Regions from separate parts of the Homo sapiens genome. Here regions 1 and 2 are each linked to region 3. Evidence: chromatin loops called from intact Hi-C (ENCODE). Cell type or tissue: ascending aorta. All regions are shown on one strand.

Region 1 (8,000 bases), 310 kb after region 3:
TGCCTGGGGCAGAAAGAGTTCTTGTTGTCTTGCGTTGCTTGGTGAAAACAGAATGTTCCATGCAGAGTTGCTGTGTTCACGCACACTGCTTTGGGTAGGTCTATCTGGTCCTGGAGGCAGAGGCAGATCTGTCAGGAACACTTTGTCCTGGGCATGCTTTCTGACTGCTTATGTCCAAATGCAATGTGAGCCCCAAATGTTGGTGCAGAGAAGACTCCATGGCTTGCTGTCACCAGATGAGCCTCTAGTATGCGAGCTACGAGACCAGCTGGTGTTTCCCTGTGGGTGACATGACTGGGTCCACATACCTTTAACTTTATGCAGAAAAAAAATCCCAGTAAACTGGCCATCAGAGAAATGCAAATCAAAACCACTATGAGATATCATCTCACACCAGTTAGAATGGCAATCATTAAAAAGTCAGGAAACAACAGGTGCTGGAGAGGATGTGGAGAAATAGGAACACTTTTACACTGTTGGTGGGACTGTAAACTAGTTCAACCATTGTGGAAGTCAGTGTGGCGATTCCTCAGGGATCTAGAACTAGAAATACCATTTGACCCAGCCATCCCATTACTGGGTATATACCCAAATGACTATAAATCATGCTGCTATAAAGACACATGCACACGTATGTTTATTGCGGCATTATTCACAATAGCAAAGACTTGGAACCAACCCAAATGTCCAACAACGATAGACTGGATTAAGAAAATGTGGCACATATACACCATGGAATACTATGCAGCCATAAAAAATGATGAGTTCATGTCCTTTGTAGGGACATGGATGAAATTGGAAATCATCATTCTCAGTAAACTATCGCAAGAACAAAAAACCAAACACCGCATATTCTCACTCATAGGTGGGAATTGAACAATGAGATCACATGGACACAGGAAGGGGAATATCACACTCTGGGGACTGTGGTGGGGTGGGGGGAGGGGGGAGGGATAGCATTGGGAGATATACCTAATGCTAGATGACGAGTTAGTGGGTGCAGCGCACCAGCATGGCACATGTATACATATGTAACTAACCTGCACAATGTGCACATGTACCCTAAAACTTAAAGTATAATAATAAAAAAAAAAGCATGAGTTAGCACTCACTGAGATACTTCTATCATATATTTTTTCTTTTTAATTAATATTTCATGACCAGTTAACCAGCAGTCTGTTATCCTTCTAATAAAGAAAAAGGTATTATAACCAATAAAATATATTTATTGCCCTCATTTTAAAGTCTTGATTAAGGACCCATCCCTCCCTTGTGAAAGTCTTTTTTAAAACATCATCAGAAGTACACAATCAATGGGGAAAGAAGCCCTTGTTTGTTTAAAGAAGAAACATATTCCCCAACAGAAGATATAAAAACATAAGTCTGCAAATAAAACATGTGGGTCTGTTTACTTAGTAGAGATTTTGTATCTGGCTAGTGTAAGTATAGTCATTCTCAATTTTGAGGGATTCAGGAATTTTTGCTTTTGTAAACTCAATATATGAGATATAATGCAACTCGAACATAAGAAAATAACTCGTTTTCATTCGCATTATGAGAAAAGGGATGTAGTGCCTATAGGACCATCTTACATGAACACAACATACATTTCTCTTTTTTTTTGAGACAGAGTCTCGTTGTTGCCTGGGCTGGAGTGCAGTGGCAGGATCTCCGCTCACTGCAAGCTCCGCCTCCCAGGTTCATGCCATTCTCCTGCCTCAGCCTCCCGAGTAGCTGGGACTATAGGCGCCCGCCACCACATCCGACTAATTTTTTGTATTTTTAGTAGAGACGGAGTTTCACCGAACACAACATACATTTCTCAAGTTATGGCTATCAATCATTCTGGAAGCTTGCATTGTGGGTTCCAGCAGTTGGAATCTGTTAAACAGATCTATACTACTGAAAATTCTGTGCAAGACAGCTAGAGAAAGAGCTTAATGAATTCATTCTGAGGTGGCTAGATATCAATTAGCCAGAGTAAGTGAAGAAATTGTAAAGCAAAAGGTGTGTGTAGAGCTCTTCCTTTGTGTGGTGAGAGCTCTTGGTTTTACTCATCAGAGGAGATGCAGAAGACTCCAAGCTGTCTGCACACTGCTGCCATCACTCGAGGGGGTCATTGCTTTAGGAATTTTTCCTAGCTTTTCCTACTTTGATGAATTACTTTGAAATACTTTACTATGCTTCACAATATAAGATTCAAATATAAAAATAAAATCATACAGTTTTAAAAGTAAAATAGAACCTTAGAAAGATTCCACTTTATTTAATTTTTCACTTGAGAGAAAGAAGGTATAAAGAGTTTAAATAATGTGCCTGAGGCAACACAGCTAGCTGGTGGCAAAACTGGGACTAGAATTCACCTCATTCTGCCTTGTGATTTTAGAACTGAAAGAAGCTAATTTCTCATTTGTGCAGCCCATTTCATCAATGGACATTAAAAGTTCTGTTTAAAGTGCTAGTTAATTTACCGATTGCCAGGACTTAGTCAACTGAGGTAAATCCAAAATGTGTTTGATATACTTCAGTAAGCAAAAAGGGTACTTTTTTCAGTAAACTGGAGTTAAAGACGTATTTACTTTTAGGCGGAAAGACTATTTGTAAGGCATTATGACAATTGCTGAATCTAAATCAGTATAAACATAGAATTCCGTTAAAAGTATTTTAAAAATTGGGTTGATTCTGGTTAGTTTGCCAATGAAGTCATTGAATAAATGTTGCAAAAAGCTAGAGAAATCTGTGCAATGTTCAGAATTTGACCTAGATTGCATATGGGTTTTAAAAAATGCCACCACATTCATTATTGTGAGTAATTACTTATAAATATATAACAATACACTTTGCAAATATGAAATGCTCGTGTAGAGTATTAAATGCCGGTAATCCTTAAGTATTCTGAAAAGTAAAATTATTTCCCCAGTTGTTTCTGCTTTCATGTAAAGAGTAATCAATGAGCTTGTTTTTATTAGCATTTCTGTTGGTGTGTTTACGTCTTGATGGCTCAAAGCTTAAAGAAAAAGCAAAGCAATATAAATTCTACTGATAGTAATAAAAATATTAAAGCTGAGAAAGAACCACTTGTAGCTTCATATCTTCATGTGGCTAAGTTGGTTTTGGTGAATTTTCTGTGTAAAAAGCAACCAATAAACTAAACCCAACATCTCCCAACGGCATTTTCTTTTTCTGTGGTTGAATGGTGGAAAGAAGGCAGTAGTGTGCCACCTGGTGGTTCAACATGGATTGACATAGTAGAGTTTCCCCAACCCTGTATTAACCGAATTTAAAACATAACCATTATTTCCTCAGCTACCAATTCTTTCCTCCTTGGAGATATTTATTTTTCTTATTCTAAAGAATACTCATCAGGTACCATTATTCTGTTTGGAGATTGGAAATACGTTAAAATTAAAACAATCACCTCTAATATGCTTCTCACAGCTTGTCTATCCACAGACATTTGCCATTTGTGTTATACCTATGATATTTAATTACATTCAGATACAACTAAGGACTAGAAATAAAAATAATGCCATCCCAGGGTGGGCATGGTGGTGCACACCTGTAATCCCAGCACTTTGGGAGGCTAAGGAGGGCAGACCATTTGAGCCCTGGAGTTTGAGACCAGCCTGGGCAATATAGTGACACCCCATGTCTGCAAAAAATACAAAAATTAGCTGAGCATGATGGTGCATGGCTGTGGTCCCAGCTACTCTGGAGGCTGAGGTGGGAGGATTGCTTGAGCCCAGGAGGTTGAGGTTGCAGTGAGCCTTGATCGCACCACTGCACTCCAGCCTGGGCGACAGAGAGAGGCCCTGTCTTACACACAGAGACAAAAGATTGAGAAGGAAGGACTTATTACAATATAATATGACATTATGCCCTTGATATGACATGTTACTGATGTCAGTGTGCTAGAAATGGAGATACATTAACAAGATATCGCCTCTTTGAGTGAAGATGAAGTGATCTTGAATAAAGAACACCAAAGTTTCAAACCAGAAATGCATACTTTGTTTTATATGCCTACACAAAAGAAAATCTTTATCCACAATTTATATTTTTTAAAAATCAGATGAATGCATTTTACTCTTTTTCTAACAGTGTCTGTTTTTTCATTTTCTACTTGAATGGAATGCAAATTTATACTATAACTTCTAAGATTATAACCTTTTTAAAAGCCTTCATAACCTCAAGAATCCCAGCAGGCCAGGTTAAATAACAGCATGACTGCTTTCAGCCAAAGGCCTATGCAAAGCTAGAGCAAAAAAAAAAAAAAAAAAAAAAAAAATTTCTTCAAAATATATCTGTTTCAGACAGAAGAAAATTAGGATTTGACAGGAGTAGAAAAAAGTATGATTTCAAGTTTAATTCTGCAAGGTGAACTTCAGAACACTACCTCATTGATTGGGCTGATTTAGCAGCACTGTCTAAAATTCTTCTGGCTCTGATTTTAAAGGCAATCTTTGCACTAGGACAAAAGATCAAAAGTTAACATCTGGATTGGTGATAGTAAATTACCATTTCTGGTTTTTTTTCTTCAGTGATATTAATTACAATACCCCTCACCCAGTGAAACTTCAGCAAGGATTTTAGATAAATAAGGCACAATCTGAGGTAGAATGAGAATCTTGAAACCCTATCCTAAGCTCAAGGATAGTACAAAAATAGATTTTTGGGCTAGAGTTGTAAGATGGATCTGCCATACACATGTAACAGACATACCATAGTCTAGAATGCAAAAGCTTATCTAGACTTGAGAAAGGCAGGGTTAACTGTGGAGAGTAACATTTTGTGGTCACTGTTGAATGTACTCTTTCAAATAGGTAAAGTGCATACTGATTAGGCTGAGCATCTGATTAAACATCAAATTGTAGAAATCAGTGTTTATTTGAAAAGTGAACTGAGCATTCACATAGATGAAGTAATTTCTGGTATCTTAATAGACAGCCTCTGAACTACAGAATCCCATCAATTCTGTAGTTGGGATGGCATTATTGTTATTATTATTTTGAGACAAGTTCTCGCTCTGTCACCCAGGCTGGAGTACAGTGGCATGATCATGGCTCACTGCAGCCTCAACCTCCTGGGCTCAAGTGATCCTCCTGCCTCAGCCTCCCAGGTAGCTGTGACTATAGGTGCACACCACCATGCCTTTTAATTTTTTTGTAGAGATGGGATGTCACTATGTCACCTAGGCTGGTCTCGAATTCCTGGACTCAAGCGATCTTCCCACCTCTACCTCCCAAAGTGCTGGGATTACAGGCTTGAGCCACTGTGCCCAGCCCCAGTCATTTTTATACAAAGCCAGATGTCTGAATATTCTAGTGAGCGGCATCTACAGTTCTTGGTGCAAACTTTGAAGCAAATGTTATAGCTCCATCAGGCATATGCAAATCACTGTCCAAAGTCTTATTGATGAGAGAAACCAGCTTCATTGGGTTATAATCAAATCATAGCTCACTGCAGCCTCAAACTCTTGGGGTCAAGGATCCTCCTGCCTCAGTCTCCCGAGTAGCTGGGGCTACAGGCATGTGCTACCACTCCCAGCTTATTAAAATATTGTAAAGGTGGAATCTTGCTATATTGTTCAGGCTGGTCTTGAACTCCTGGCCTAAAGTGATCCTCTTGCCTCAGCCTCCCAAAATGCTTGTATTACAGGTGCAAGCCACAGTGCCTGGCCAGTCCTGCATCTTTTAGACTATTTAGAAAATAGCAGGAGGCTGCATGGTGGAGAGGAAAGAGCATTTAACTTAGAGTCTCTTCTGTGAGTAGAAATGCTTTTAGACTTTGATGTCAAAGAGGTTTATTTCTTGCTGGATTTCTTATATATTAAGCGAATTCTGCAACTATCTGTAAGATAATTGAGCAATCATTAGATCTATCTGGCTTTATATGGAGCCCTCATAATTTGGGGCATAAACTAATTAAAGAGTAATTACAACTAACCGATTCTGTGGTCCACTTTCAGTTCAAACTTTAAGTAGGAAGTGAGTCTTTTTAACAGAGGGGCTTTCGCATGCTCCTCACATTGCCAATGCGCCTAACCGAGCTGATGGGGTCAGAGAGAACAAGACCACTCAAATGGACACAGGTATAGGACGAGGGCTCAGAAGGAAGGAGGCTGCCGTCCCAGAGTCACCTTTCTTAGTGAGGAGGGCTGGCAGCCAGCGTATTGGAGGGAATCAAACTTCTCCATGGAAATCAAGTCCTGACGGTAAGCTCAGTGAGAGCAGTGTCCAAGAACGATTCTGGAAAACAGCAAAAGACCAAAGACGTCAAACCAGCTTCGTTTTGAAATATTTTTCATCGAAACAGATTCAGAGTTATTACGTGAGCCTGAGCGAGGGGGAAACAGTGATGGTTGTCAGAATCCCAGGACTGGACTACTGTACTCAAGAGTATGTTATAAGCCATATCTAGTTCCCATTGCCATTTACGTTGGTGCAAAAGTAATTGCAGTTTTTGCCATTAAAAGTGATGTATTGGCCAGGCCCGGTGGTCACGACTGTAATCCCAGCACTTTGAGAGGCTGAGGCGGCTAGATCACTTGAGGTCAGGAGTTTGAGACCAGCCTGACCAACGTGGTGAAATCTCGTCTCTACTAAAAATACAAAAATTAGCCAGGTATGGTGGTGGGCACCTGTAATCCCAGCTACTTGGGAGGCTGAGGGAGGAGAATTGCTTGAACCTGGGAGGTGGAGGTTGCAGTGAGCCGAGATCCTGCCATTGCACTCCAGCCTGGGTGACAGAGGGAAACTCCATCTCAATAATAATAATAATAATAATAATAATAATAATAATAATAATAATAAAGTAATTTGTTGTGGGTTGAATCCTGTCTTCCCCCACAATTCGTACATTGAAGTCTTAACTCCCAGTAATTCAAAATGGAATTTTGTGTGCAGATAGGATCGTTAAATATGTAATTAGTTAAAATGAGGTCATTGGGTGAGCCCTAACCCAGTACGACTGGTGTCCTTATAAAAAGGAGAAATTTGGACACAGAAACCTGCCCACAGAGAAAATGCCCATGAATAAGAAGGTAGAGATTGGGGTGATGGGTCCACAAGCCAAGGAGTGCCAATGATTGCTAGCAGTCACCAGAAGCTTGGCAGAGGCATGGAACAAATGCTCTCTCAGAAGGAATAGGACTTCCTCAGACTTCCAGCCTCCAGAACTGTAAGATGATACATTTCTGTCCTTTAACCATCCCTATTTGTGGTACTTTGTATGGGAGCCCTAGAAAACTGATATAATGTCATAGTTCAGCAGTTCTCAATATTTCTTGTTATCATCTTCATAAGGGCTTGAGTTAGGATTGTCAGATCATGTACAGGATGCTCAGTTGAACTTGAATTTCAGATAAAAATCAAACATTCCTTTTAGTGTCAGTATGTCCCGAGTATTGCATGGAACATACTAGTACTAAAAAGTTATTCATTGTTTATTTGAAATTCAAATTTAGCTGGATAGTCTGTGTTTTTATTTGCTAAGTCTGATAATCCTATCTGGAGTGCCTTTGTCATAGTTATGGCAATGAGGAAATGAGTCAATTACCTGGACTCAGTGGATTCTTCTTGGTGCCTACTAGAGTCAGCAAAAACAGAAAAGTGGAAATGCTTTTAGACTTCTGTCTCAGTGATGTTTATTTCTAACTATATAGTTGGCCATGTGTATCCTCGGTGTGGTGGTAATACTGAGTGTCAACTTGATTGGACTGAAGGATGCAAAGTATTGATCCTGGGTGTGTCTGTGAGTGTGTTGCCAAAGGAGATTAACATTTGAGTCAGTTGGCCGGGGAAGGCAGACCCACCCTTAATCTGGATGAGCACACTCTAATCAGCTGCCAGTGAATATAAAGCAGGCAGAAAAACGTGAAAAGGTGAGACTGGCCTAGCCTCCAAGCCTACATCTTTCTCCCATGCTGGATGCTTCCCTAGCCTCCAAGTCTACATCTTTCTCCCATGCTGGATGCTTCCTGCCTTCAAACATTGGATTCC
Region 2 (8,000 bases), 190 kb after region 3:
AGAATTATTTGTAAAAATAAATTATCCACAACCCAAGCATGCTCTCAAAAAAATTCCCAGTTACGTTCTCATCTAATCATTACATCTTCTAAGATAAGGTAAGTCATCTCATCCTCATTTTACAGATAATAAAAACCAAGGTTGCTTGGTTTGCAATGGCAGAGCCAGGGTTTGAATAAAGTCCTATTGGCTTAAACGTCCATTTTCTTTCCTTTACATACCCTAAAATACACAATTCTTATGAGACACATACTATTTTCACATTCATTTTAAGGTTCCATAGTCTTCAAAGTAATGACTTTTAATGGCTGCATATGCAATAGCGTGCAATGCATAATGATATTCTGGTCAACGATGTTCTGGATGGCATATCCAATGGTGCTCCCTTAAGATTATAATCAAGTATTTTTACTGTACCTTTTCTATGTTTCAGTATATTGAGATGCATAAATACTTACCATTGTGTTACAACTGCCTACATTATTCAGTACAGTAACATGCGGTACAGGTTTGTAGCCTGAAGGAGCAATAGGCTATATCATATACCTACTATTTGTGAAGTAGGATAAACTATCTAGGTTTAAGAACACTCTAAGGCTGGGCGCAGTGGCTCACGCCTGTAATCCCAGCACTTTGGGAGGCTGAGGTGGGCGGATCACCTGAGGTCGGGAGTATGAGACTAGCCTAACCAACACGGAGAAACCCCGTCTCTACTAAAAATACAAAAATTAGCCGGGCGTGGTGGCACATGCCTGTAATCCCTGCTACACGGGAGGCTGAGGCAGGAGAATCCCTTGAATCCGGGAGGCAGAGGTTGCAGTGAGCCGAGATCGCACCATTGCACTCCAGCCCGGGCAACAAGAGTGAAGCTCCGCCTCAAAAACACACACACACACACACACACACACACACACACACACACAAAAAAAAAACAGAACCCTCTATAATGTTCACACATGATGAAACTGCCTAACAATGCATTTCTTGAAATGTATCCTTGTCTTTAAATAACACGTGACTGTATGTCAATGTGTTGATGTACCATAATTTAAAGAATCAATATCCTAGATAAGGATCTCTGAACTGCTTTCAATTTTTAAACTATGATTGGTAATGTTGCAGAGAATGCCTTATTGCTGGCTCACTGCTGTCAGCTGTCTTCTCAAAAAATGGCTGAATCTTATCACATATGGCCAACCCTTTCCCCATACAAGTAAACAGAAACTTTCACTAGCTGCTAACTGCTAAAATGCTTTAATTAAAATTAAATTAAAAACCACACTCTGAACTCGGAAGTCTTCACAGTTGGGCCTCAAACTGTAATTTGGGGTTTACCTTGCATTGCATCATTCCTCATATTGGTTTACTTACTGCCCTAAACTTCCCAATCCTTCATAATTTATTGGTTTTACACATCTTTCAAAGCATAATCCCTTAAATGCCAGCTCTTCCATGAGTTTATACATCCACTTTTATAGTCAGAATTAACTTCCTTTTTCACACTCCTCAACAGTGTTTTGCTCCATATGGAGTCCTAATTAGGGAAAAGAAGTCAGGTTGAGGGGACCAAGGGAAAGCAAAAAGAGAAGGGCGATAAGCTACAAGTCTGCCTTTCTTCATGGTCCAGGACACAGCCCTTCTGCACAAATAACTCAACAATCTTTCCATGTCCAGCTATCACCGGACCTTCGGCTGATAGAAAACTCAAGTTAGCTCACTGCAACCTTGGTGTTATCAGTACTGCACAAACCCCTCTTCAGCACACAACTGAAGTACTATTCCGTAAAATCCCCAGCCAGCCTTTGTTTCCTTGCAGTTAGCTCCTCTCTTACTAACTTGCCTGTTGCACTCTTGCAACATATTTTCATACTTTCTCTAATAAATCTGCTTTTCTTTACGTACAGCTGTCCTGGTAAATTCTTACCCTGGCGCCACCAGCCCCAGAGAGTTGCTGCTCACCCACGACAGTCCATGAAGTGCTTACTATGTTGTGCTTTAAATTATTTGCTGATGATTGTTTCTCATACTAGATAATACTCATATCTTGGCAATGGTCCCTAAAAAATATAAACTAGGCCAGGCACAGTGGTTCACGCCTGTAATCCCAGCACTTTAGGAGGCCAGGGCATGTGGATCACCTGAGGTCACCAGTTCAAGACCAGCCTGGCCAACATGGTGCAACCCGGTCTCTACTAAAAATACAAAAATTAGCTGAGCGTGGTGGCGAACACCTGTAACCCCAGCTACTTGGGAGGCTGAAGCAGAAGAATCGCTTGAACCCGGGAGGCAGAGGTTGCAGTGATCCGAGATCATGCCATGGCACTACAGCCTGGGCGACACAGTGAGACTTTGTCTCAAAAAAAAAAAAAAAAAAATATATATATATATATATATATATATATATATATATATATGGCACTCTTCCAATTTAAACGGTTGCAATGTTTGTCCACTCGGCCATATATATTATATTTATACTACATATATATTATATAATATATACACTAAGCTAGGGAGTAGGGGCCGAAGGGACGGAATTATCACTGGGGCAGAGGAAACACCAAAAGAAGGCCACTTTGGCTCCAACGCCTACTCTGCCACCAATCACAGGGCTGATCTTAGGCTGAACACTTAACCTTTCTAGGCTTCAGGTTAACTTAAATAAAAACTATACTACTACTTTCTAGACAAGATCTTCACATGGACCAAATGAAGAAGAGAAAAAATTAAAGACAAAAACCAAACATCATTTGGAAAAAATCTCAAAGGAGCAAAAAAAACATATATCCAAAGTAGTCTTCCTACAACCAATTTCCTTCTCTAATACATTCCTTCTACGACAAACAACTATAAAACACAAACGTTCTAACAGTGCCTAACCAGGCAATCTCATACCTTGTGATGTTTCCCGCATTCACTGTGGGTCGTAACACTTAAACTGATAATCCAAGGCTTTAGAAACGCCTTCCCCGAATCCCCTAGATTGGGCCAAGACTCCTTAGGTGTTCTCTCTGCCATTTATGGTGCAACGTGGCACTCTTCCAATTTAAATGGTTGCAATGTTTGTCCACCTGGCCAAAAAGCAAGCTGCCTGAGAGGAGGAAGCATGTTCCCCTAAATCATCATTGTATTCCCCAGACCCAGCACGGTGCTACCTGGCACCCTGTTAGCTATAACGGAGTCGCTGCGCAATAACTGAATGAAAGGTGCGATTACGGGAAAAAAAAAAAAGCCAGTTACTGAATACATTCCAGGTTGGTCTAAGAGCCCTGTGAGGACCCTCCTCCAACTGGTTTTGTTTCCTCATAATGGGATGATGACAATTTCCCAGGAGGTGAAGTTCAGGCCAAGCCCAACCTGAGCTGGTTAACCCCTCCCTCCAGGAGGTAGGATGGCAGGGGCCGAGGCCCAGAGGCGCCAGCCGGCTAGCGGCGCAGACACGTGGGGAGCTGGGTAGCAGCATCCTCACTCCGCCCGTATCTGGTGGCCGGCCCGGGTCCTGCCAGGGCTCGGCAGGCCCCGCTCCCGTCCACCTCTTCCCCTCCGCGCCGCCTCTCCTTCTCACCTGTCGCTCGCCCTGAGCACTGTATTTATTCCCCTTACTCAGTCCCAGGGACTTCTCCAGTAGCGACAACTCTGCGGCCGCCGCCATCTTCCGGCCGTAGCTCCTGGCAGACGCGAGACCTGCAGAACAAGAACCTCCCGCATTGGTGGAAACAGAAGTCCCACTCCTGCAAACTTCAGCGGCGATTGGCTGAACGGAAGGGGCGTGGAGAGCGCGCGCCAAAGCACAGGAGGCGGGGCCGGTGGAAGGGGCGGGGCTGAGGGCGGGGTGTGAGACAGGTGGAGAAGTGATGGTAAATTTCCACTCGAACTGTTGGGGAGCTAGTTACTGGTAGAAAGGCCCCAAGGCCGGGCTTCGGTGGCTGCAGTAGACTGGATCTGGATCTCTAAATGGCAATCTATTGACATGGCTGCCAGCGGTAACTCGTTAACTCATTTGCTAGTCTAAGAGAATTTATATATGATGGGAACTGAAATTTGCCTTAGTTTGGTTCAGGAATCTGTAAATTTGAACAATCAAATTGAATAGCAAAAAGTTCACAGTCCATTAGGAGTTTCTAACGTGTAGCATAATTCATGAGGATTTTAATTGTGTTGTAGTGGTGAATTCGAAAAACTGGTTTTTCTACTGTTGATCTACAGCTCAACACTAGCAGTAGAATTATACATTTAAAGATTATTCACAGAACACGGAGTATGTCAGATAGGGGTCAAATAATTACAGCTCAAGGAAATAAGCCATTAATGGCATTAATGATCTTTTTTTGCAGTACCAGAAGGCTGGTTACATAATTTATGAAGTTTTGGTATATAAATAAACAAGGTGCATAACTTTGCCCCACTAACTTGCTACATTCTTGTATCTTCAAAAAAGAAAGAAAGGAAGAAAGAAAGAAAATTAGTAGTATATGTTGAATATTTCCAAAAGATTTGTGAAAATACAAAATATTTTCCACTTTGAAGAATGAATAAACAAAGTGTGTATTAGTCTGAGAGAAATAGAACAATCCTACAAGGTAACTCATCATTGAATCAGAAATATCAAAGTTTAGTGGGGAATGTTGTTACTGTGTTACACCTTCCCTATCCCAGAATACTTAATGAGTTTACTCTGTCAGCAGAAGTAAACATAAGGAAAAGAAACTTTTGCCAAATCAACATAACAAAATACAAAAGAAATTTCAGTATAAGTGGATTGTTAGGCACTAAATTATCTGTTTTACTTTCCATATTCAGATAATGGAATGACTATTCTACTACTTTTTAAAAGACCAACCCTCTAAGATAATTCACATATCCATTTTCAGGGTTTAGGTACACTTTTTGCTTGTAATAAAACATTTTTTAAAAAAATTAACATTTATCCAATGCCAATGGGTGGTATATTGAAAATAAGGTTTGGCCTTTGCATAATTATAGAAATATCAAATTAAAAAAGAAATCCCTAAAAAACTGAAAGCAGAACAAAGCATATTGTACATCAAATTGATGACATCATCACCCAGTGTGGACCTCTTTTAAGTGACTTTATAGCACAGTCATTTAATTGTATACTCTTAGTAAGATATGCTTTAAGGACAAAATTCATGAAAACCTGTTTTTGGTTCTTTTTGTTTGTTGGTTTGGTTAGCATCTTGGCAGTGTCAGCATTGGTATGGTGCTGTATATGTACTGTGGAATAAAGCAAAGATGCAATCATGTGGTGTTGCTGGAAAGTTGGGTGTTTGGTGTTGCCCAAAAGAGGAGTTGTAAGGTAGATGAGGTTAAATCAAAACTTTCTGGTCCTGAATTTGAATTGTAATATCAATATGAACTTATGACGCTTTTATCTTAAGGAAAATGAAAAGTATTTCCTACCTAGCTCTGTTTACTTAAAAGGCCTAGAAACAAGGACAACTCAGTAGCAATGAGCACCCCAGCACCCAGATTCTGGTTTCAAATACTATTTCCCACAAAAAGAAATGGGGGCTCTTTGGAGACCGGCTGAATCCAAACCTTGCGGGGAGATCAGTCTGGACCATCTAGTTATAGTAGAAAGAAAAGAAAGTATCTAAGAGTAATGAGGGGAGTCAAAGGGTAGGATCAGATCACTTGAGGGTCAATAATAGTCATTACAAGCTGAGAGTCGATAAGAATAATTGCAATGAATTGAAACATGTTGAATATGTTTAAGTCTATGAGTTCATAATGATACTAAAAAAAAAACAAGAACAAAATCAAAATAACCCTCATTCGTTACCTTTGGAGGATACTAGAGATCCAATTCATTATTTTGAAAAAGGATAAAGAAAACACATGAAGAAACCAATATATTTTTTCATGATTATCCTATGTAAACTGTATCTCAGGGAAACTAAACTCTAATGAGGAAAAATGTCTTTATAGAATTCTAACTAATAAAAACAGAACAATAGAATATTATTGTTTTGCAGCTACGGATATAATAATGAATCTAGGTGACAATTATCAATAGCTATTCACATCATAAAAACAGAGACAAACAGACATAAATTGCTTCTGAGAGAGGTGTACATCATCACCCAGTCTTGCCAATCGAATCTGAATTTGACCAAGCCTTTTGATCTAACAGCCAATTTACAAGAAATAATAGCAGGAAAGAGGATCATGTTAAATGATGTCATGGAGATGCAATGAGCAAATTCTAGATCATGAAAACTATAGGACAAATGATCCAGTTGTTTCAACAAGTAAATTGCAAAGCAAAAAGAAGAGGCAGAGAGAAGTGAACCTGTAAGTTGAAAGCATTATAAGGGAACTGTCAACCAATTGCAATATATAAATCTTTTTTTCAAGTCTGGTTCCAACTAATAAACTGTTAATTTTTTTAAGTGGATTGTCACATCATGATTGTGGCAAATGTCTACTACATTCCATTTTATATACTATGGGTATTAAATTCCATGCCCAAATTCACATAACTAATAGATCTGTGCATGAATCATCTGGGGATTTAAAAAAAAATCCATGCCATACTGGAGATTCTGATTCACTTTATCCGGGGTGGGACTGGGTGCTATTATTATTATTTTTTTAATCCTCAGCTGAGTCTAATATGTGGCCAGGGTTGAAACCCCCTATGGCAGATGCAGAATTTCAACTCTGCTTCCTGGCTTTTAAATCCACACTGTTCTGATTTTCTAATGTCTCCTTTCTCTGTTGTTACGGTGAGCAGGTGCAAGCTTTACTTCACTTAACATTAGACATAAGAAAGAGGAGAAAGCTTATATTTTATTAGAAATAATCAATAAATGTATTTTTAGATGATCTACATATTTGATCTGAAATATCTATATCAACACAGCCTTACTCATAATAAAAGTAACTTGATGAATTGATTTTGTCAAATAGAACACTTCTCTAATCTGCTATTATCATAGTCAAGTTTTAAATCCACAGTACCTTAGGATATAAATTAAATGTCAAATGAAATTAATTTGGCAAGTGGAACATAAACTGGATGGCTTTTCTTTTTGGAGCATGCCTGACAGCTTTCTGTATGTCATATGGGCATCTGTTAAAATGAGCTGCATATGCCAGAAACTGTTACTGTATCAGATTGCTCTTAGCAGTGCCATCATCTGCAAATTTTCAGTTTTAGAAGAGTTTAACTTTCTATTTCAGAATATGATAGGGTTTTAAACTTAGGTGTGAATGATATTAAATATGTGGTAAATGAAGTGATGCAGGTGCTATGCATGCATTTTGTTCTCTCTATAGATACCTCTCATATCTATGTATGTCTTGCACTTACCACGCTTGTTTATTGAGCCATTACTATGCACCAGGCACTGTACAATGCACTGGGGACACATTGATGAACAACTCCCATCAAACTTAGAGTATCTTGAGAGGAAAGACACTAGAACAATTTTGCGATAAGGCAAAGATCAGGAAGTGGAAGGCATGATAAGAATGCAGAGAAGGCACCTGGCCAGGCGCGGTGGCTCACACCTGTAATCCCAGCACTTTGGGAGGCTGAGTTGGGTAGATCACGAGGTCAGGAGTTCAAGACCAGCCTGGTCAAGATGGTGAAACCCCATCTCTACTAAAAATACAAAAATTAGCCAGCTGTGGTGGTGGTGGGCACCTGTAATCCCAGCTCCTCAGGAGGGTGAGGCAGAGAATTGCTTGAACCTGGGAGGTGGAGGTTGCAGTGAGCCAAGATTGTGCCACTGTACTCCAGCCCGAGCAACAGAGTGAGACTCCATCTCAAAAAAAAAGATTGCTTCCAAGAGGTCATGGTGTTCAAGTTGAGACTTGAAGGATGAACAAGAGTTGGTCAGGTGAGTGGTGGGGTGGAAAACTGAGGGAGAGTTCTGAGCAATGGGAATTGCATATGCAAAGGCTGCAAAGTGGAAGAGAGCATGATTCTTTGGAGTAACTGTTCAGGCTAGACCGGTAAGCAGATGCTGGAT
Region 3 (8,000 bases):
ATAATTTAATAATCTGTTAAATCTCCTTTTATTTTCTGACAGATTACCTCAAAAATAAGCATTTAAGTCGGTAGCAGTGGCTCATGCCTGTAATCCCAGCACTTTGGGAGGCCAAGGCAGGAGAGCTGCTTGAGCCCAGGGGTTCAAGACTGGCCTGGGCAACACAGTGAGACCCCCATCTACAAAAAATTTTAAAAAATTAGCCTGGTGTGGTGGCACACACCTGCAGTCCTAGCTACCTGGGAGGCTGAGGCAGAGGGATCACTTGAGGCCAGAAGTTTGAGGCTGCAGCGAGCTATGATCACACCACTGCACTCCAGCCTGGGTGACAGAGATTTTGTCTCTTAAGAAAAAAAGGATTTAAGCCGGGTGTGGTGGCTCACACCTATAATCCCAGCACTTTGGGAAGCCGAAGCAAGCGGATCACAAGGTCAGGAGTTCGAGACCAGCCTGACCAACAAGGTGAAGCCCCATCTCTACTAAAAATACAAAAATTAGCTGGGCATGGTGGCACACGCCTGTAATCTCAGCTACTCAGGAGGCTGAGGCAGGAGAATCGCTTGAACCCGGGAGGCGGAGGTTGCAGTGAGCCGAGACCATGCTATTGCACTCCAGCCTGGGCGATAGAGCAAGACTCCATCTCAAAAAAAAAAAAAAAAAAAAAAGAAAAACAGACTTAAAGGTAGCACTGAAAAAGTCTGCTTCAAGTTAATGTGTCTTCCCTAAACAGCACTTTCTTGGCCAGCTAAGAGAATCCCTGCTTTATGAGATACTCAGATACAAAAAAAAAAGCACAATGAAACTATACATGCAGATTTAACTTCTGTAGATTCAACAAAGTGAGTTTATGTGGCGGGGGAGAAGGAAACAAGAAAAAAAAAAAGGCAATTCCCACAGAACCCTGAAGTGTGTGCAAGCTGGGAGATGTGAGGTTTTTGTTCCTCAGCAGGCCTTGGTTCCTACATGCTTCTCATGGCATGAGCATCTCTCCGACTACATTAAGTGTGACCCTGCTGTCTAAAGGCACAGGTTTGAGAACTAGTCCATTTGGTGTTTAACCAAAGAAGCCATGATAGTTCTAATGCTGGAGGAAACGCTGGCAGTGGGGACTGACTGACTGACTGGGGCGGTGTCCAACAAGGCACCTTCCTAAGGGACTGTCAAGGGCAGTTCTGACCTTCAGGGGACTTTGATCAGATATGCTCATTCTGGAACTTTAGAACTCCTCTGCAATCTTGACAAGGTTTTGTTTTGCTACTGCTTTTTTTTTCCCTTTTTTTTTTTTGAGAAAACACAAGATTAGATTAAGAATGAGAATAAACAATAAATAAGTTTGTGGTGCGCTAAATCAAAACTGACCATTCTGGGCCATCACCAAGTTGGGCGTGCCCTTGCTCCTGGCTGTGATGGGGCCACAGGTGCTATCTAGTCGGCCCTGCGGCTACAGCACCCAACTCTGAGACAGGCAGCTGCACTCAGAAGGTAGCCTGTGGCCAAGAAGTAGAGCAAAGCTACCTGGTCCAAATCTTGACCTCACTGTCACCAGGTTCAGGGTGACTCACAAACTGGCCATACAGAAGTTGTGACCTGATGTTGGCAAAAAATCTACAGCAGCAGGATAACCCTGCAGAAGCCAAGTGCAGGGCAAAAATACACAGATTGATGTTTTTGTTACAGGGGCCCCAGCCCCTTAATCACACGTGGGCTTTCACCACTCCACGGCAGCTGAAACTGGAAAAAGGTATGTGTGTGTTGAGGGGGAGTCCACTGAGTCTTCTATCTGAGCTCCAAACGCTCAGCTCACCACTCCAGGACCTCCTTCCCTCTCCTGCATAGACCCCTCCAGAGTCACCACCTTGCTCTCAGCCTTACAACTTACCAAAGTGTTGTGCCAGGTATTGTTGGTCCTACTTGATCTTGCCCCTGCTGACCTCCCATTTGACTCGCCGCCCACTCAGCCTCCTTTCCTGGCAGCCTATTCGTGAGCCCTACTGCAGTATCTGCAGTTTTCTGAAAGGGCCCTCTTAAAAGTCCAACTTAAACACCATCATAGAAACCCACATATCTCTGTTTAAGTATTTGTAGTAGACTATCAAGAAGTCAACAAATATGCCAGGTGCGGTGGCTTACGCCTGTAATCCCAGCACTTTGGGAGGAAGAGGCGGGCAGAACACGAGGTCAAGAGATCGAGACAATCCTGGCCAACATGGTGAAACCCCATCTCTACTAAAAATACAAAAATTAGCTGGGCGTGGTGGCACGCACCTGTAGTCCCAGCTTCTCAGGAGGCTGAGGCAGGAGAATCGCTTAAACCCAGGAGGTGGAGGTTGCAGTAAATCAAGATTGCGCTACTGCACTCCAGCCTGGCAACAGAGCAAGACTCCATCTCAAAAAAAAAAAAAAAAAAAAAAAGTAACAACATAAAGCTAATTATTCTGGAAGCATCCAGCTAAATGTCTACAAGCCACATATAATGGAAAAGGAATTTACTTAATACCAAGTGCCCAGATGTGCCAGTTTTCTCTCACTCAGCCCAGGACTAGCTGGTATTTATTGCAAAGATTCTAAACTTAAAATTCCTTTGGCACTGTGGGGACTTATTACATCTGCATGTCAGTTTTTCTTTAAAAAAAAAAAAAAAGTAAAGAATGGGATGCGATGGCTCATGCCTGTAATCTCAGTACTTTGGGAGGCCAGGGCAGAAGTACTGATTGAGGCCAGGAGTTTGAGACCAGCCCCGGCAACATAGCGAGACCCTGTTTCTACCAACTACAACAAAAACAACAACAACAAAATAAGCTGGGTGTGATGACCTGCGCCTGTAGTCACAGCTACTTCAGAGGCTGAGGCAGGAGAATCACTTGAGCCCAGGAGTTAGAGGCTACAGTGAGCTGCGGCTGCGTACCACTGGTTTCAGGCTGGGTAACAGAGCAAGATCCCATCTCTAAAATAAATAAATAATGAAGAAAGAAAAAAGAAAACCCATCGACAGATGTATTCCACTGAAATAGGCTCCAATTAAGTAGTACACTTAATTGAAATAGTTGCTGAGAATACTCCCGAACAAAGAGAAACTGTTAATACTGCCTGATTGTTTTATGTTACAAAGTAATTTCTAAACCATTGGAGTTGTAAAAATTCGAGTCAGTTGGTTCTTAGGAATGTGAAACATAATGTACTTCATATACACATTGTTAATAAACCCACAGTGGCCCTAAAAGTTGATTTAACTCCAAATGAACTGAAACGCAGTAATAGCCTGAATACAAGGTTAAGAGAAAAACGTTTCTCCCAGTTTGAAAGGTACAATTTCTGAACTGGCCATTTTTCTTAGGGTACCTTTTCTCTATGCCTCCCTACATCCCTTTCCCAAGTGAGCCTCTACTGAGCTCTGGGGAAGAATACCAAGTTCTGCAACAAGAACCTGCAGGCTATTCCAACCTCTCAAAGGTCTTGTGTCCTAAAATTATGGCTTTCTGCTCTGGCCTGTGGTCACTTCCCTTCCTCGGGGCATCCCGGCACTGGCAGGAAAGCTGTGCACATGCTTGTGTGAATGACAGGAAGCTCTTCCGTGGGATGAGTGCCAGGGTAGGGTCTCTCAGGTCAGCAGCGAGGCCCACACCAAAGCCTCGCCCAGAGAACCAAAGCAAGAGGGACCATCTGCTCAACGGAGGGGCTTTTCCGATCTCACACATAACAAGTGACCTGGACCCGAGAGAGCAGCAGGGAGGTGACAGGACAGCCTGGAGTTGAGGACCAGTGGGCTCCGTTCAGAGATTACATCCACCCTGAGCTGCAGGGGGGCGGAGGGGTTCCAGAATTCGCACTACCTTGGTCTTCCCGGGGTAGCTCAGCAACCCTCCTCTGCCCGGACCACTCCTTCCTATCCCACAAAAGACGCACAAAGTGGGAAACCACACCTTCCTGGGTTCTATTTTTCAGTTAAAGCCTCTGGAAGGGGACGTGCCCGCAGTCTGTCCCAGCCGACCCCGGTGGCCGCGGCAGCAGCAAGGCCGCTCTGGTGAGTGCACGTGGCCCACGGGCAGGCCGCGCGTCCGGCCGGCACAGGAAGTTTGGGGCGCTGGGCAGGGACCGCGGGGTGACATTTGGACTCCCGGCTGCCCGAAAGGGCGACGACCCCACCTTCCCCTCCCTCGGTGCCGAGGTGCAAGAGGCGGTTGAATTCAGGAGCGCGGCGCAGGGCGGGCTTTTCCCGGCTGTCCCCTAGGGGTCCGCCCCCTCCTCCCGCACCGCCCCGGCCGCCGAGCGCCACGTCAGCCGCCAGTGCCCGGCCCGCTGAGCTCACGCCTCCCGACCCGGAGCCCCAAGCCCTCGGTCCCCTGCAGTCCCCGGCTCCCGGCCCCGAGCCGCGGCGCCCGCGCCCCCCGCTCCCCGCCAGCCGGAGCCCCGAACCCGCAGGGTCCCCGCGCTCCCGGCCCCGCGCCCCCAGTATTACACCCCGCACCCCTGAGCCCCGAGCCCCGCGCCCGTAGCACGCACGCCGCAGACCAGAGCCGTCGGCGTCCACGTGGCCCCGGGACCCCCCGCCCGCGGCGCCCAAGCGCCCCACGCCCCGCGAAGCGCCAAGTGCGGGGCAGGGCGCCGGCCTGCGCGGCGTTACCAGGGCGCGAAGAACATGACGAAGTGCGCGGCGCTCTGGATCCCGTGCGTGAACATGTCGGCCGTGTACAGGTGCTTGCTGTGCGGGTCCTGTCCGTCCTCGCCGTCTGCCGCGGGGGGCCCGTCCGCCGCCGCCGCCGCCGCCTCCTGGGCCCGGGCGCCCCAGCGCCCGCCGCCGCCATGGCCCAGCAGCAGCAGCAGCAGCGCAGTCAGGGCCGCCGGCCGGGCCAGCAGCGGGAGGAGGCGTCCTGGGCGCGCGGGCATCGCGGCGGGGCTGGGCGCGCTCTCGCCGCGGCCTCCGGTCCCCTCGCAGCGCCCGCCCCGCGCCCCGCCCCGGAGAGGCCGCGCCCCTTCCTCTCCCCGCCCGCCCGCGCCGGCGCGCGACCGCTACCCGCCCGAGCCCCGGCTCCGCGCACCGGCAGGGAAGGGCTGGAGCGAGGGACCGAGTCTGGGAGAGCCTTCCGAGTCCGGCCTCCTGCCTTCCCGCCATGGGACGGCTCGCCCCAATCCCGCGAGGCTCCTGCGCCTCCGCAACCCAGGCCCGCACCCCTTTCCCCAGGGGCCCGCTCTGCTCAGAGCGGCGGTGAACACACGAAGTAACGATGAGGCCAGCGGGAAGCCACGGAGGGGCAGGTCAGCCTCGGCTAATCTCAGCTCACACAAGCACCCCGCGATTTCAGGCCAAAGGAAGGAGAGAGCTGCTGTCAGCAGAATATAGGAAATCGGGCAAAAGACGGTGGGGTTTGCACCTGAATTAGTTAGATTCTTGGCCAGAGCTCAACTGTGATTCTCGACCTGGGCTCAGAGGGGTGATGAAACCCGCTTCCCAAGTGAACCCCTTGCTGGTTACCCCTGCCCGGCCTCAACTCAGGGATGAAGAGGAAAGAAAGTCAAAGCGGCCTCTTCTAGACAAGAAGGCACCTAGCAGGACTGACTGGGGTCCTACTGTGCCCTCATTTATGCCGGTTACTAAAATGAATGACAGCACGCCTGCTATGGCTGAACTCAGCCTGTGGAATGGCCCGAAGGCATCCCTGCCCAGCGACTCATAACTCGCACCTGCACACACACCTTACAGCAGATGGTAATCGAAAGCTCCAGCCCTACCCCGGGGATCTGAAGCTAAATTAGAATCACCGGGTTGCTCTCCGGGATCCTGCCTGCTCTTTGATTATCCTCAATCCAGGAAGCCCCAGGTAGTTAACTCCTGGCTTGGCAACAGGGGACGCGCCCACTGTCTCACCTGTCATTATTCTGCTCCCGCCTTAGGCCCAGCCACTTATGAACCTTTAACCATGGGTTGCCAAACACCAAAACCATCAATCTCCCTCCAAAGTCTGTTCTTCCAGCCACTTAAGCTTGAAACATGGGAGGCATCTTGTATTGCTCGCTCTTTTCCCGTGTGTCTCAAAATTCAACCGCATTTCCTGTAACCATGATTTCCTTCCAGCATTCTCAGTGTTCATACCCTGAACGGAGACTAAGCCTGGCCTATTGCAGTAGCTTTCTAAGAGTCTCTTTCATTCACATGGCTGGAAAATTAATTTTCCTAAAGCCTGCCTTTGACCAAGACAGTTTGCTGCTTAAACTTGGACCAAAACGCCACCACTGTCCCCATGGCCTTGGCCGATGGGGTGAAATAGTCATGCCTGGGGCAGCCATTCAAGGCCTTCCGTGATGTGGTTGCATCATGCTTTGTGTCCCTGTGAAACTCACTCAACACTAGAAATCCAGGGATTCTCTCCAATAACTGTTATTGCCAAACTCTAATCCCTGTGTTCTCCAACACCTCAAACCTCCCAAACCCTTCCACGGTGCTGTTGGGAAATTCCCACAAGCATCGCCATACACTCTTACAGCATCAGTGTCTTTCGTTTTTAACTGAAACACAGTTCTAGGAGCTCTCTCAAGTGTTGGCTGCTCATTCTTTCACACCTGGAGTCCCTCAGAGCCAGGAAGTAAAGCTGATGCCTTCCTGGTTCCCCATTGCTCCTTCCAAATCCTACAAAACCTTCAGTACTCCTTAAATTGATGCCACTGGGCATGGCACCCTCTTCCCTGCCAGTTCCTGTCATTCTTCCACATCACTCTTCCTGGTTCAGTGAAGACTTTGGTTCCTGGCTCACAGTGTTCCTGGCCACCCCTTTCCTGTCTTTCATTCCTGGCATCTTCAGCATCCAGGTGGATGCTCCATCTACCTTTCCCTCAGTAACTCACACCCAAAAGGGAGACCCTAGCACTTGTCATCACCAGCATCTGCACCATCTCCAAAATCTGAAGGCATCCACTCTGCCCAGCACCTCCTCGACTGTTTGCTCAAGAAACCCATTTCTGCAATGCTTCTTTCTCATCATGACCTCTGAGCTACCCACCCCACCATCTTCTACAATCCCCTCGCAGCCCAACAGACTGCTATGTCTTCTCTTGCCTCTTGGCCAAGTTACAGCCCATGGAGTCTCACCCTTCACTTCCTGCCCTGCCACATTCTCCCCACAGATGCTGGTGAGCTTTGTCTCTCTGGGTTCCCTGTGCCTTCAACCAGGTAGCCAGACTCTGCTGGAGAAAAATCGCACAGTCAAGCCGCATGTCTCCTTCACACTGGTAAAAATAAGCCTTAAATTCCTCCTCACCCCTGCCCTAAAACTGACTACCTCTGCCTAGGCAGTGTGCTGCCCCACTCTCTGAGATGCTTCCATACTTCCACTGACACTGCTCCTCCTCTCCTCTCCCCACCCCACCCTGTCAGTCGCCATCCTCTCAGCTGCCAGCTTTATCTCATGTTTCTGAGAAAAATGAAGCCAAAAGCATGAGCTCCCTTATCCCTCCCCCGCCAAATCTACACACCCCTGCACAGGCGCCTTTCCCTCTGCCCACAAAGGAGCAAGTCAGTATATCCCTGCCTAGCAAAGCCCAGTCCTCCAGAATAATGCCCCTCACGGATAACCAGGTCCTAATTCCTGAAACATCTGATTGTTTCTTTATATGGCAGAAGGCTTTGCAGGTGTGATTAAATTAAGGGTCGTGAGCTGGAGAGATTACCCTGGATTATCTCGGTGGGTCCTAAATGTGATCACAAGTGTCCTCATAACAGAGGGGCAGTAGGAAATTTGACTACACAGCCGGAGGCGACGTAACAAAAGCAGAAAGAGATTTGAAGATGTTAAACTGCTGGTTTGGAAGATGAAGGGGCCAAGAGCCAGGAAAAGCAGCTCTAGATGCTGGAAAAAGCAAGGAAATAGACTCCCCCTCAGAGCCTCTGGAGGGACCTGCAGTCCTGTGGACAATTTATAGTCCAGTGCAACTGGTTTTGGACTTCTGACCTCCAAAACTGTAAGAGAATAAACGTACGTGGTTTTATGCCACCAAGAGTGTGGTGTTAC

The links. Peaks named below come from ENCODE experiments on the same cell type or tissue, not always from the same donor. Only the 100,000 strongest peaks of a DNase experiment are listed, where the experiment ranks them.
Region 1: it touches region 3 in a loop (4-fold over the local background); 3 of 110 quality-filtered maps call a loop at or near these places.
Region 2: it touches region 3 in a loop (4-fold over the local background); 8 of 110 quality-filtered maps call a loop at or near these places.

Annotation. Positions count from the first base shown.
Region 1 is chr6:8,216,329-8,224,328 of GRCh38, forward strand. All of the region lies in intron 2 of LOC105374910 (a long non-coding RNA gene), which reads left to right. Among named protein-coding and RNA genes, the nearest start is that of EEF1E1-BLOC1S5, 120 kb to the left of the region's middle. In ascending aorta, a CTCF peak has its summit at 3,216 (motif pointing left); a DNase peak (open chromatin) is centred at 3,213; H3K4me3 peaks cover 429 bases.
Region 2 is chr6:8,098,870-8,106,869 of GRCh38, forward strand. EEF1E1 (eukaryotic translation elongation factor 1 epsilon 1) reads right to left here and starts at 3,679. Exons shown (of 4, transcript NM_004280.5): 1 at 3,566-3,679. The coding sequence starts at 3,652. EEF1E1-BLOC1S5 (EEF1E1-BLOC1S5 readthrough (NMD candidate)) reads right to left here and starts at 3,726. Exons shown (of 7, transcript NR_037618.1): 1 at 3,566-3,726. RefSeq lists silencers at 3,078-3,263, 3,472-3,591, 3,732-3,931. In ascending aorta, no CTCF peak of the experiment used is centred here; a DNase peak (open chromatin) is centred at 3,752; H3K4me3 peaks cover 2,427 bases; H3K27ac peaks cover 469 bases.
Region 3 is chr6:7,905,893-7,913,892 of GRCh38, forward strand. It overlaps TXNDC5 (thioredoxin domain containing 5), which reads right to left and starts at 4,896. Exons shown (of 10, transcript NM_030810.5): 1 at 4,622-4,896. The coding sequence starts at 4,884. All of the region lies in intron 4 of BLOC1S5-TXNDC5 (BLOC1S5-TXNDC5 readthrough (NMD candidate)), which reads right to left. RefSeq lists silencers at 3,971-4,060, 4,261-4,380, 4,751-5,180 and an enhancer at 7,021-7,170. In ascending aorta, no CTCF peak of the experiment used is centred here; DNase peaks (open chromatin) are centred at 3,859, 4,190, 4,999 and 6,409; H3K4me3 peaks cover 2,450 bases; H3K27ac peaks cover 1,940 bases.